2 separate regions of the Homo sapiens genome follow, and region 2 is linked to region 1. A link is a loop called in an ENCODE intact Hi-C map of the cell type or tissue named here. Cell type or tissue: gastrocnemius medialis. All regions are shown on one strand. Links, peaks and the distances in the headings refer to the core of each region. The heading gives the core; the rest is flanking DNA.

Region 1 (5,391 bases), core at 314-5,313:
TAACACTAATTTAAATCTGGTTAATTGAGAAAGCAGAAGCAGTAAAAAAAACTCTTCCAGTTCATGTTATTTTTTAAGAATTAAAATAAATGATGCCACAGAAACAATACATTAATATCTATCTCAGAGTTTTAAAGTACATGCCTATTTTGTATATGGCAAATGTTACAGATCACGATGTGTGAATTGGGAGGGTCCCTGTGATCATCCAGCATGGTGGTTTTCATGCTGGGTTCTGTAGGAGGCCAGGGCTCTTTGGTCTAGTGAGGGGAGGACCCAGCACTTGAACTCAGGTGTTCTGACTCCTGGGCCTATTTCCTGCTGCTATTTCAATGCAGTCTCTCCTGCTTCAATTAAAACTCTTCTACTTGTATCTGTTTAATATATTTGTGTTCTTTCTTAATTTCTATTTGGCCTGCCACACACTGAACACAATTTAAAAATAAAATTCCACCATCATTTTTCAGAGAAGAGCCCAAGCTTTCACGGAGTTCAGTGACTTGGCCAAAATTACAGTCGTCTCATGAGAACAAAGATCCAGTTTTCCAGACTTGCAGGGGGGTACTTTTAGGGTTGTAGGAGAGTGAATGTGCCAAACAAATTTTGTTAGTGGCAAAGACACATATCTTGTAGGAGAGTGTGTTGGAGAGAAAGCCCAAGGACCTTCAGGTGTGAATACAATGTTTGTGGGGAAAGAAATGTTTGAATCTAGAGTTATCTTTGGTGGCTGCATTTTGCAGTTATCTGTTGGTGTACAACTAACCACCTCAAAACCTGGTGGCTTAAAACAATAATTTATTATTACCTCTCATGGTTCTGTGGATTGACTGGGCTCAGCTGAATGGTTGTCACTTGTGATCACTCATGCATTTGCACTCAGATAAAGGCCGGGTTTGAAGTCATTTGAAGACTCAGCTAAGCTGGATGTGCAAGATGGAATTTTCATTCCCAGGTCTGGTGCTTCAGCTGGGATGGCTGGAAGAGCTGAAGGCTAGCTGAGCATTTCAGTGTCTGTGCAGTGCTCCACGTGGCTAGCTTTGGCTGCCTTACAGCATGGCCATCTCAGTACAGTTGGATTTTTTTTAACTTGTTCTCTGGCATCCTCCAGACCATGTGTCCTATAACACCAAGGTAGAATCTCCAAGGCTTCCTATGAGACAGTTGGAGGTCATGCAGCTTTTCCTATGCTGCATTCTCTTGGTCAAAGGTAAGCCATAGGGCTAGTCCAGATTCAAGGTGAGAGAACTACACAAGATGTGAATACCAACTCACTAGGGGCCATCTAGAGAGACCAGATATCACAGTGCAGATAATAGATTAGGCCCTCTGACTATAGATACTTTGTCATTAGGCATGTGGGTAAATGGACATTTCTAACAGTACTGTTGTAAATGCATGAGATATAGAAGTGAACAAAACAGGTAAAACCCATGCTGTTGTGGCTCTGACATTCTAGTGGGAGAGACTGAGAATTTAACAAGTCAGTACATAAATAACACAGTTTCAATGAGTAAGAGATGTAAAGAAAATAAAATAGAAATGGATAGAGCTTGAGGGAGGCCTATTTTAGGGGATGATCAGGGAGGCTTCTTTGAGAGGTGACATCTTGGCTGAGCCTTCAGTGAAGAGGAGGAAGCAATGTGAAGATCTGGTTGCAGAGCTTGCCAGCCAGAGGGAAGAGCGAAGGTACAGACCCTGAGCCAGGACTGGGCTTGGCATATTTTAAGAATGGAAAGAAGGCCAGTGTTCTCCAATGTGCCTGGAGTATAAGGGAGGAGGAGAAGGTTGGCGGGAGAAGGATGGAATCTCAGAGAAGATGTTTTCTGTCCCTTGGTTTATTATCTGTCCTCTCCCACAAGAATGGAATCTTCTCAAAGACAAGAACCTTGTTGGTCATGTTCGTTCCTGTGTTCACAGAGTCTAGTTCATGTTAGATGCTCAATAAATATTTGTTGAGTGAATGAATCACTGAGTGGTTGTTTCTAACCACTGAGTTTCAACCATACTCCTGTGGAACTCTGACTGACCTGAGATGTTCTAATGTTGAATAATTACTCTTTTTTTTTCACTTTGCAGGAAGAAAAGAAGTAAGCGAAAAAGAAATATGACAATAATTTCCTCCTCATAACAAAAAGGAAAATCTTTGGTTCATGCTACTTACCAAATGACTCCTAGTGGAGTGCAAGTGCCTCTACCAGATTAGAAAGGTCCCATGACTCTCAGATGGTTTAGACCCGGAGCAAGTCCAAGAATCACTGTTTATAATCCACAGGCAACAATTTAGGGTTATGGAATCTCTCATATTTTCTCAGAGAAACATTCATACAGCTACTTCCTTTCCTTGTTTTGGGAACTAATGATCACACCATCAATATTAGTCCTGGCCTTTCTCTTTCCTCCTGCCATGATTGGCATGTTCTTTTTCTTCGTGTGAAATGTTTTGACAATGCAATTCATGCATTGCAACTGACAGATCATTTTGAAGTAGTTAATATTGAATCATGGTTAGTGTCTTTATATTACATATTTTCTATCACTTGTATACTTTTTATTGCTTATTCTGACTTTTCGTCTTTTTAAATATATTTTCTTTTTCTTTTTTGACAACTTCTATTATTACAGCATTTCGTTATCTTTTCTCCAGTCTTTTCTCTATGTAGCATTATTCATTTTTAAAAATCATTTGAAACTAGTAAGTTGAAACAAGGAAGGAAAGGGGGAACAAAAGAGAAGGGAATGCAGAGGACTTCTACTCCTCAGGCAAATAAGAAAGTTTTTCTACTTTTCTCAAGTAGCCACAGATTTATTTTACTTTCACTTTTTGGTTGAATCTTTTAAATAGAACCTTCATTTGAGGCAAATTGTGTAGCCCTCCCTCTTTCCCTCCTTCCCACCCTTCCTTCCTTCCTGGCTTCCTTCCTCCCAAAAACATTTTTTTTGCATGCCTTTTACATGTCAGGCCATATTCTGGGTGATGGAGATATAAAAATAAATAAGCACCATGATTGCTATAAGTGAGTTTGCAGTCCAGTAGAAGAAACATATCAATAAACAGATATTTACAGAACATACATGCACACACAGAACCTTACTCAGAAACCATCATGTTCTTATATCACAACCAGATACAGTGCCAGGTAACATCATGGTGTTAAATGGAGAGAAAGGAAAAGGGCTGACCATTTGATGCTTCGTGTTCTTTTGTTTTGGGTCACACACAAACCACTCATTCCCAATTGTCCACCCCCTGCATCCCCCATGCATCTGAACAACTTTTAGAACAGGCTCTAGGCTGGAAGTCAGGAGAACTGGGCTCTATTCCAAGCTCTGTGCTTTGTACTGGAATGTGATTCTATTAATGGAATACAGCACTGAAGTAATAGAACTACTGGCCTTAAGGAAAGGGCCCTAGATTGCATAATTATAGCAGTATCTCTTCTTTCTGTCTTTATATAGACAAACTACAGAAATGGGGTAGGGGAGACTTTTTACATAGAAATGTTGTATAAACCAATTGCAAAACCTTAAAAAAATTTTCATGAGGAGAGGGTAGTTATTGAAGTCTATTCACCTGAGAAGATAAGTGCATTTACCATCTTCCTATAGGGCTCTGTGATTTGCATTAGCTTCTACGTTTAAAAGCATACCAGGCGGGGCATGGTGGCTCATGCCTGTAATCCCAGCACTTTGGGAGGCTGAGGTAGGAAGATCACTTGAGCTCAGGAGTTTGAGCTCAGCCTGGGCAGCATAGTGAGACACTGTCTCTACAAAAAAAGAAATTAAAACAATTAGCCAAGCATGGTGGCATGTGCCTGTAGTCCCAGCTATTTGGGAGGCTGAGATAGGAGGATCACTTGAATCTAGGAGATCAAAGCTAGAGTGAGCCATGACTGACTGAGCCATTACACTGCAACCTGAGTGATGAGTGAGACCCTGCCTCAACAACATACGAGAATACCAGATGAAAACAGAACATTTCACTGTGTGTTAAAATCCCAGACTAATTCAAGTCAGAATTTAGTTTTTATTTTTAGTAGTAGTTGAGGAAATCAAATTAAAGAGTTATCTTTATTCCATATCAACAAATATATGATAAATTCTCTAATAAGACACCTATCAGAGGGTGATTCAGACATTGGAAATAGACAGACATTGGTCTTATAGAAACCGAAGCCCCCAGATTTTGAAAAAATATTGTATAAATTTGCAGTAGACACTACAAAGAATCAGGTGATGAGAGCTGGTGGGAATAGTCTTGATTCCTGGCTTCTTAGCTGTATTTCCCAGGTGGTCCTACAGTATTTACTTTTCTGCACTGGATGTCTAAGGGATTGTCGATGGTATTTTTTTAGTAAACAACTCTCCTTGTTTGAGCTAGTTGAGGGAGTTGTCCTGGAGATAAGAGAGTCCTGAATGGGGGTAGAATAAGGGAATGGTTAAGAGTCAGATTAATCTGAGAATCCTAATATGCACTTTACTACGTTGGACAAGTGACTTGCCTTCTCTAAGCCACAATTTTTCTTATCTATGGGGAAAAATGGGAATAGTAGTAGCAACTGTTTTATAGAATCATTAGGGATAAAAAGTTCAATTCAATGAGAAATCTTAACTATCCTGAATATATACCCACACAGCATTGGAGCACCCAGATTCATAAAACAAGTACTTCTAGGCCTACAAAAAGACACAGACAGTCACACAATAATAGTGGGGGACTTCATTACCCCACTGATAGCCTTAGATCATCAAGGCAGAAAACTAACAAAGACATTTCTGGACTTAAATTCGACACTTGACTAATTGGACCTAAGAGACATCTACAGAACATTCCACCCATCTACCACAGAATATATATTCTCATCTGCACATGGAACATACTTCAGGATTGATCACATGTTCAATCTCATGTTCAGTCTCAATAAATTAAAAAAAATTGAAATCATACCAGCCATAGTCAAAATGTGGTAGAATAAAAATGAAAATCGATTCCAAGAAGATCTCTCAAAACTACAAAATTACATGGAAATTTAAAAACTTGCTTCTGAATTACTTTTGGATAAACAACAAAATTAAGGCAGAAATCAAGAAATTATTTGAAATAAATGAAAACAGAGACACAACATACCAAAATCTCTGGGATGCAGCAAAAGCAATGTTAAAAGGAAAGTTTATAGTGCTAAATGTCCACCTCAAAAAGTTAGAAAGATCTCAAATTCATGATCTAACATCACCCCCAGGGAAACTAGAAAAACAAGAACAAAACCCTAAGTTACTAGAAGAAAATAAATAACTAAAATTAGATGAGAACTGAACAAAATGGAGACTCTGAATTCCATTCAAAGAATCAATGAAACCAAAAGTTGGCTTTTTGAAAGGATAAACAAGATCAGC
Region 2 (5,391 bases), core at 130-5,129, 51 kb after region 1:
CCCCTTTTCCTCCTCTCCCTCCTTTTCCTCTACTTCCTCCTCCTCCTCCTCCTCCTCCTCCTCCTCCTCCTCCAGTTTTTACAGGTGTAGGATTTGGATATTGAGACATAAGATCAAACCAGAACCACCAGATTAACAGAGCTTCAAAATGGAGTTTTCCAGAGCCATGGAATATAAATTTACACTTAGAAATAAACGAGATTTTCTCTACAAATAAGCGAAGTTAGAAATATTTGTGCCTTAAGATTTATTTGATAAATTATGCTGTGTTTAGGCTATTATTAATACAATTAGCTTGTATACTCTAAGCACATAGTACTGTGATTTGGATAAAAAAAGCCTTGGTCTGGGCCGGGTGTGGTGCCTCACGCCTGTAATCCCAGCACTTTGTGAGGCCGAAGTGGGTGGATCACCTGAGATAAAGAGTTCGAGACCAGCCTGGCCAACATGGTGAAACCACCGTCTCTACTAAAAATACAAAAATTAGCCAGGTGTGGTGGTGCGTGGCCTGTAATCCCAGCTACTCTGGAGGCTGAGGCACAAGAATCGCTTGGATCCGGAAGGCGGAGGTTTTTGTGAGCCGAGATCGCGCCACTGCACTCCAGCTTGGGTAACAGAGCGAGACTCCATCTCAAAAAGAAAAAAAAAAAAAAAAAAAAGCCTTGGTCTGGTAAAATCACCTTGAATTTCAGTTGTCACCATATTTCCATACATGGAATAACCATGTATGGAAAACCGGTGTGTGGGTGTAAATTAAATATATCCACATTCCTGTGGTTGGCTGTTTGATTTCATGGTTTAGAGTGTTAGTTTAGGGGTCAGGTTGCCTGGAAAAGGGTGGCTTGATTATTTCATTGCTTTGTTACTTTAGAAAGGGATTTAACTACTCTGAGCTTTTGTAAAAATGGGAATAACAATAATATCTATCTCAAAAAATTGTTTGGAGGACTTGATATAATATGTGTAAACTTCAAGTATGAAGCCTGTACATAGTAAGCATTCAGAAAATACTACTGATGGTAATGACAATGAAGATTAGGATCTTTGAGTTGGTCATACTTTCACTCATGTTGAGTGGAGTCATATGATATAAGTGAAAGATATGATTTGCTTTACTCAATGGGACAACAGCTGTGTGTTTGCACGTGGTTTGTGGAAGACCTAATCCTAGAGGGAGGGCAAGCATTGACAGTCTAGGCCCATGGAGTGTTGACACTGGTGATAATGACCTTGCCAAGCAGCTTGGAATATTCCAGTCTAATTCATGGGCTAAAGCATATCTTAAGTCCCTTCCTCTCTCCTTCAAACTTCTTTATTCTACGGTTTTTATGATAAAGAGGGGAGGGGGTTGATTTCTCTCCCAAAGTTGTGAACCCTTTGAGAGGATGCAGAGAAAGGATATATGTTATCCCCTTGTCAGAGAACTATTACTATCTGCCACAGCTCATGACTTTAGAGGGAGTTTGCCCCCAGAAGATTAGAAAGTTGATCTTGCAGCTTCAGTAAACATGTAAGTAGACATGGCAAGATTGGACTTTAGATAATCTTTCTTTTTTTGTGTGCATTTGGGGCTTTAAGATATAAAGGTAAGAAATTTGAAAACCCAAGTTCCTATTCTAGTTTATCCACCAGCTTGGGTAAGTCTTTTTAGTGCTTTTAACTATATTTGCTTAAATTTATAAAATGATTTGAGATAGTTGATTTTAAAAATTTTGTTTGCAGAACTTTCTGTTGATTGATATGTTTATTATTTAAACAGTGATGCATTGGTAAACCGGTTTTCCAGGAAAAAAAAAAAAAAGCTCTGATTTGTAGCACTGGCCAATTTCCACAGCGTAAATACTCCTACCACAGCTGATTTCAAGCTGCTGACATGATACACTGAACGTGACTTTGGGAATTGAGCCTGTAATGAACTGACAGTTGAGCAAGCATGAGCTGACTCCCTTACACCGCTGTAAACATTTAAACATTCACATTTGGGTGTTTGATAAAACATACACATTTGACCTCAGAGTTACCAGATTTTAAAAAGCAGCATTCTTGATTTCAATAGCATTATTATCTGTCAAATTGCATAGTGGTTATTGCATATTCTGCCTTTGTTTGATTTTATGCAAATTGATAATTATTTTCAGAGAAATACTTCTGAAGATAGTATGATTATTAGCGTCCCCCATAAGGTTATTTTTTGTATTAATTTTACTGGCCTAAGGGATACATAACATAAATTTACTATTTTAGTCAGTTTAAAGTATATAGTTCAGTGGCATGAACTACATTCACAACTTTGTGCCACTAAGGTTTTTAAAATATACTGCTTTTTTAGTTTACAAAACAAAATGTATACTCATTACAAACATTTTGAAAATAAAATATAAAGAAGAAAAATATCATCTGTAATCCTCAGCCACCAGAGATAATCACAATGAACATTTTATCATCATCAAAATTATGTTTTACTCTAAAGGATTATCAAAATCATTTGGTAATTCTGAAAGTATATCCAATATTCACTAAATACAGTCATTATTTTCAAGAGGCCTTACCCTTCAAAGTGAGAAACCGACACATCTTCTCTGTTCCCTCCCACACCTGGAGCACCAGGGGCCAGAGTAGTGGAAACAGAATCAAAGACATGTTTGGAGAATTCTATGAAACATCTCAGAAAGATTTGTTTGGGAATGAACATACCACTGGCCAAGATGTTTTTGAGATTAGTCTAGAAACTAGATGATAGAGGATATAGAGGGAGAGGTTTTAGAGCCAATAGGAACCTTAGAATGCATGTACTTAAAATACTTCCTGTTATAGATCTATCACTAGTGGGGATAGGTCACTTGAATAGTTGGTGGCAGAGCTAGGGCTGCCTCCTGATTCATGTTCCACTCCTGACCTGGTAATCTAGATCCTCTTCACATCATGCTGCTTTGTAGAATTCCTCCCTGTTGTGACTCTTGAGAGAATGAAAACGTACCAGCAACAGACCATCTGTGTTAAATGTTGTCTTTGTACGGGACAAGAGCGGGAAGCGATCCTACAACCTACACTTTCATTTTCCACTGCTATTGTGTGAAGTAATTAGATAGATATTTACTCTGAGGCATTAGCTGTGTTAGGTTCCATCATTAATTATAATATTTCAAAATTTCCACAATTTTCTGAATTTCAGGAATTTCCTCCCCATAGTTTGCAATTAGATCCAGACTCAGTACATACTTTGTTTAAAAAATGCAGACTCTTTCTGTTTGTATTCTTACTGTGCTACTTAATAGCTGGGGAATTTGAAAATCTCTATATTTTAGTTTCCTAATCTGTAAAATGGGAATAATAGTACCTACCAAATAGGTTTGTTAAGAAAGTACAATAGCTAGTATTTGTAAAGACTTTAAATATTGCCTTGAACATAATAAGGATTTAGCAAATTTTATATTTATTTTGATCAATACTTATAATAAAATCATAAGGTCTTATTTAAAGTAACTATCACTTTAGAGTTTTTTTAAAGCCTTATTAAGATATAATTTACATAATACAAAGTTCACTTGTTCGAAGTGTACAATTCAGTGGCTTTAGTACATTTACAGAATTGTGCAACCATCACCACCATCTAATTTTAGAACATTTTCATGACTCAAAAGAAACCTTGTACCCAAGAGCAGTCCCTGCCCATCCTCCCTATTTTCCTCTTCCATTCTGCCCTAAGCAACCACTAACCTACTAATTTACTTTCTCTCTTTAGAGATGAGACATTCATATCTCATCTGTATATATAGAAAAAGTACCTATTCTGGACATTTCATATATAGATGGGATCATACTATCTGTGATCTTTTGTGACTGTCTTCTTTCACCTACAATGTTTTCAAAGTTCATCTCATTTTGTGACCAAAAATATTCTATTGTATGGATATACCACATTGTATTTATCCATTATTTAGTTGATGGAGACTTGGATTGTTTCTACTTTTTGGCTATTAAAAATAATGCTATTATGGATATTTGTGTACAAGTTTTTATGCAAACACATGTTTTCAATTCCCTTGATTATATACCTAGGAATGAAATTGCTATATTTAACTTTTTGAGGAACTGACAAACTTTTTTTCCAAAATGGTCGTAACATTTTACATTTCTGACCAGCAGTGGATGAGAGTTCCAGTTTCTCCACATGCTTGCCAACACTTCTTTTTTTTTTGTTTTTGATATAGCCATTCGAGTGGGTATGAAGTGGCGTTGCATTGTGGTCTTGATTTGCATTTTCCTAATGACTAATGATGCTGAGCATCTTTGCATGTCCTTATTGGCCATTTGTGTATTCTCTTTGGAGAAAAATCCATTCAAATCCTTTGCCCCGTTTTAAAATTGGGTTATTTGTCTTTTTATTATTGACTCGTATGCTTTATATATTGTGGCTACAAGTTCCTTAAAATATATGATTTGTAAATATTTTCTATCATTTCATAGGATGTCTCTGCACTTTCTTCATGGTGTCCTTTGAAGCACCAAAGAAAGTTTTCCATTTTGGTAGAGTCCAGGTTATCAATTTTCTCTTTTATCACTTGCGATTTTGGTGTTGGGCCTAAGAAATAATTGCCCAACCCAATGATTATTTACTCGTATGTTTATTAAGATTTTTATAGTTTTAGCTCTTATATAAGGTCTGTGATCTACTTTGAGTTAATATTTGTGTATGTTGTAAGGTAGGGGTCCAATTTCATTCTTTAGAATATTGTCCTGGCACTATTGTTGAAAAGGCTATTCTTTTCCCATTGGATTATCTTGCCCATTTTGTTGAAAATTAATTAACCATAAATGTTAGTGTTTATTTCTTGGTAACTATTTTAAACAATATACATAGAAATGTATTCAGAATTAATGACTTTGAGTATCTCTGTTCCTTTTGAAGATCTTGTGTTTTTATTCTTTTTTATGTATGTCTACATAAGTCCAAGGCCAGGACTTTTGGTACTTTTCCTTAATTCTTCCTGATAATCCTGAAATCATAATTTTCTAGGTAGTTGTTTACTTCACCTGTTTGTAATAATGGCAATAACAAAGAACACTAATAATGATGATTGTCAACAAAATCTTAAGTTATTTAGAAAGCATGAAATTAAAGACAGGTAAAGTGAAAGGCTCATATACTATTATATAATAGTTTGTATCTATGTTGCTGTTGATTATACATATTTCTTCAATTTAGCATTCATCCTGCAATTTTTTAAAACAGTGAAGTGTAGCAAGGCCAGGCCAAATTCAGAAGAGGTGACTGAAATGATGCTGCCCGATCAAAAAATCGTTTGGTCTTCAGAATTGAGCTCATAGGATCTTTTAACACGTGAGTCAGGTCATAAACATGCAATTTATAGCTGAAGAAATGCATGTGGC

Evidence for each region. Hi-C counts contacts between places; a loop is a spot of excess contacts. Peaks named below come from ENCODE experiments on the same cell type or tissue, not always from the same donor. Only the 100,000 strongest peaks of a DNase experiment are listed, where the experiment ranks them.
Region 2: it touches region 1 in a loop (2.0-fold over the local background); 48 of 110 quality-filtered maps call a loop at or near these places.

What each region holds. Positions count from the first base shown.
Region 1 is chr5:126,413,027-126,418,417 of GRCh38, reverse strand. It overlaps a transcript of GRAMD2B not described here. Among named protein-coding and RNA genes, the nearest start is that of GRAMD2B, 7.7 kb to the left of the region's middle. In gastrocnemius medialis, for the core only: no CTCF peak of the experiment used is centred there; no DNase peak of the experiment used is centred there; H3K27ac peaks cover 2,891 bases.
Region 2 is chr5:126,362,115-126,367,505 of GRCh38, reverse strand. All of the region lies in intron 1 of LOC124901056 (a long non-coding RNA gene), which reads left to right. It also overlaps a transcript of GRAMD2B not described here. Among named protein-coding and RNA genes, the nearest start is that of GRAMD2B, 59 kb to the left of the region's middle. RefSeq lists an enhancer at 1-97. In gastrocnemius medialis, for the core only: no CTCF peak of the experiment used is centred there; no DNase peak of the experiment used is centred there.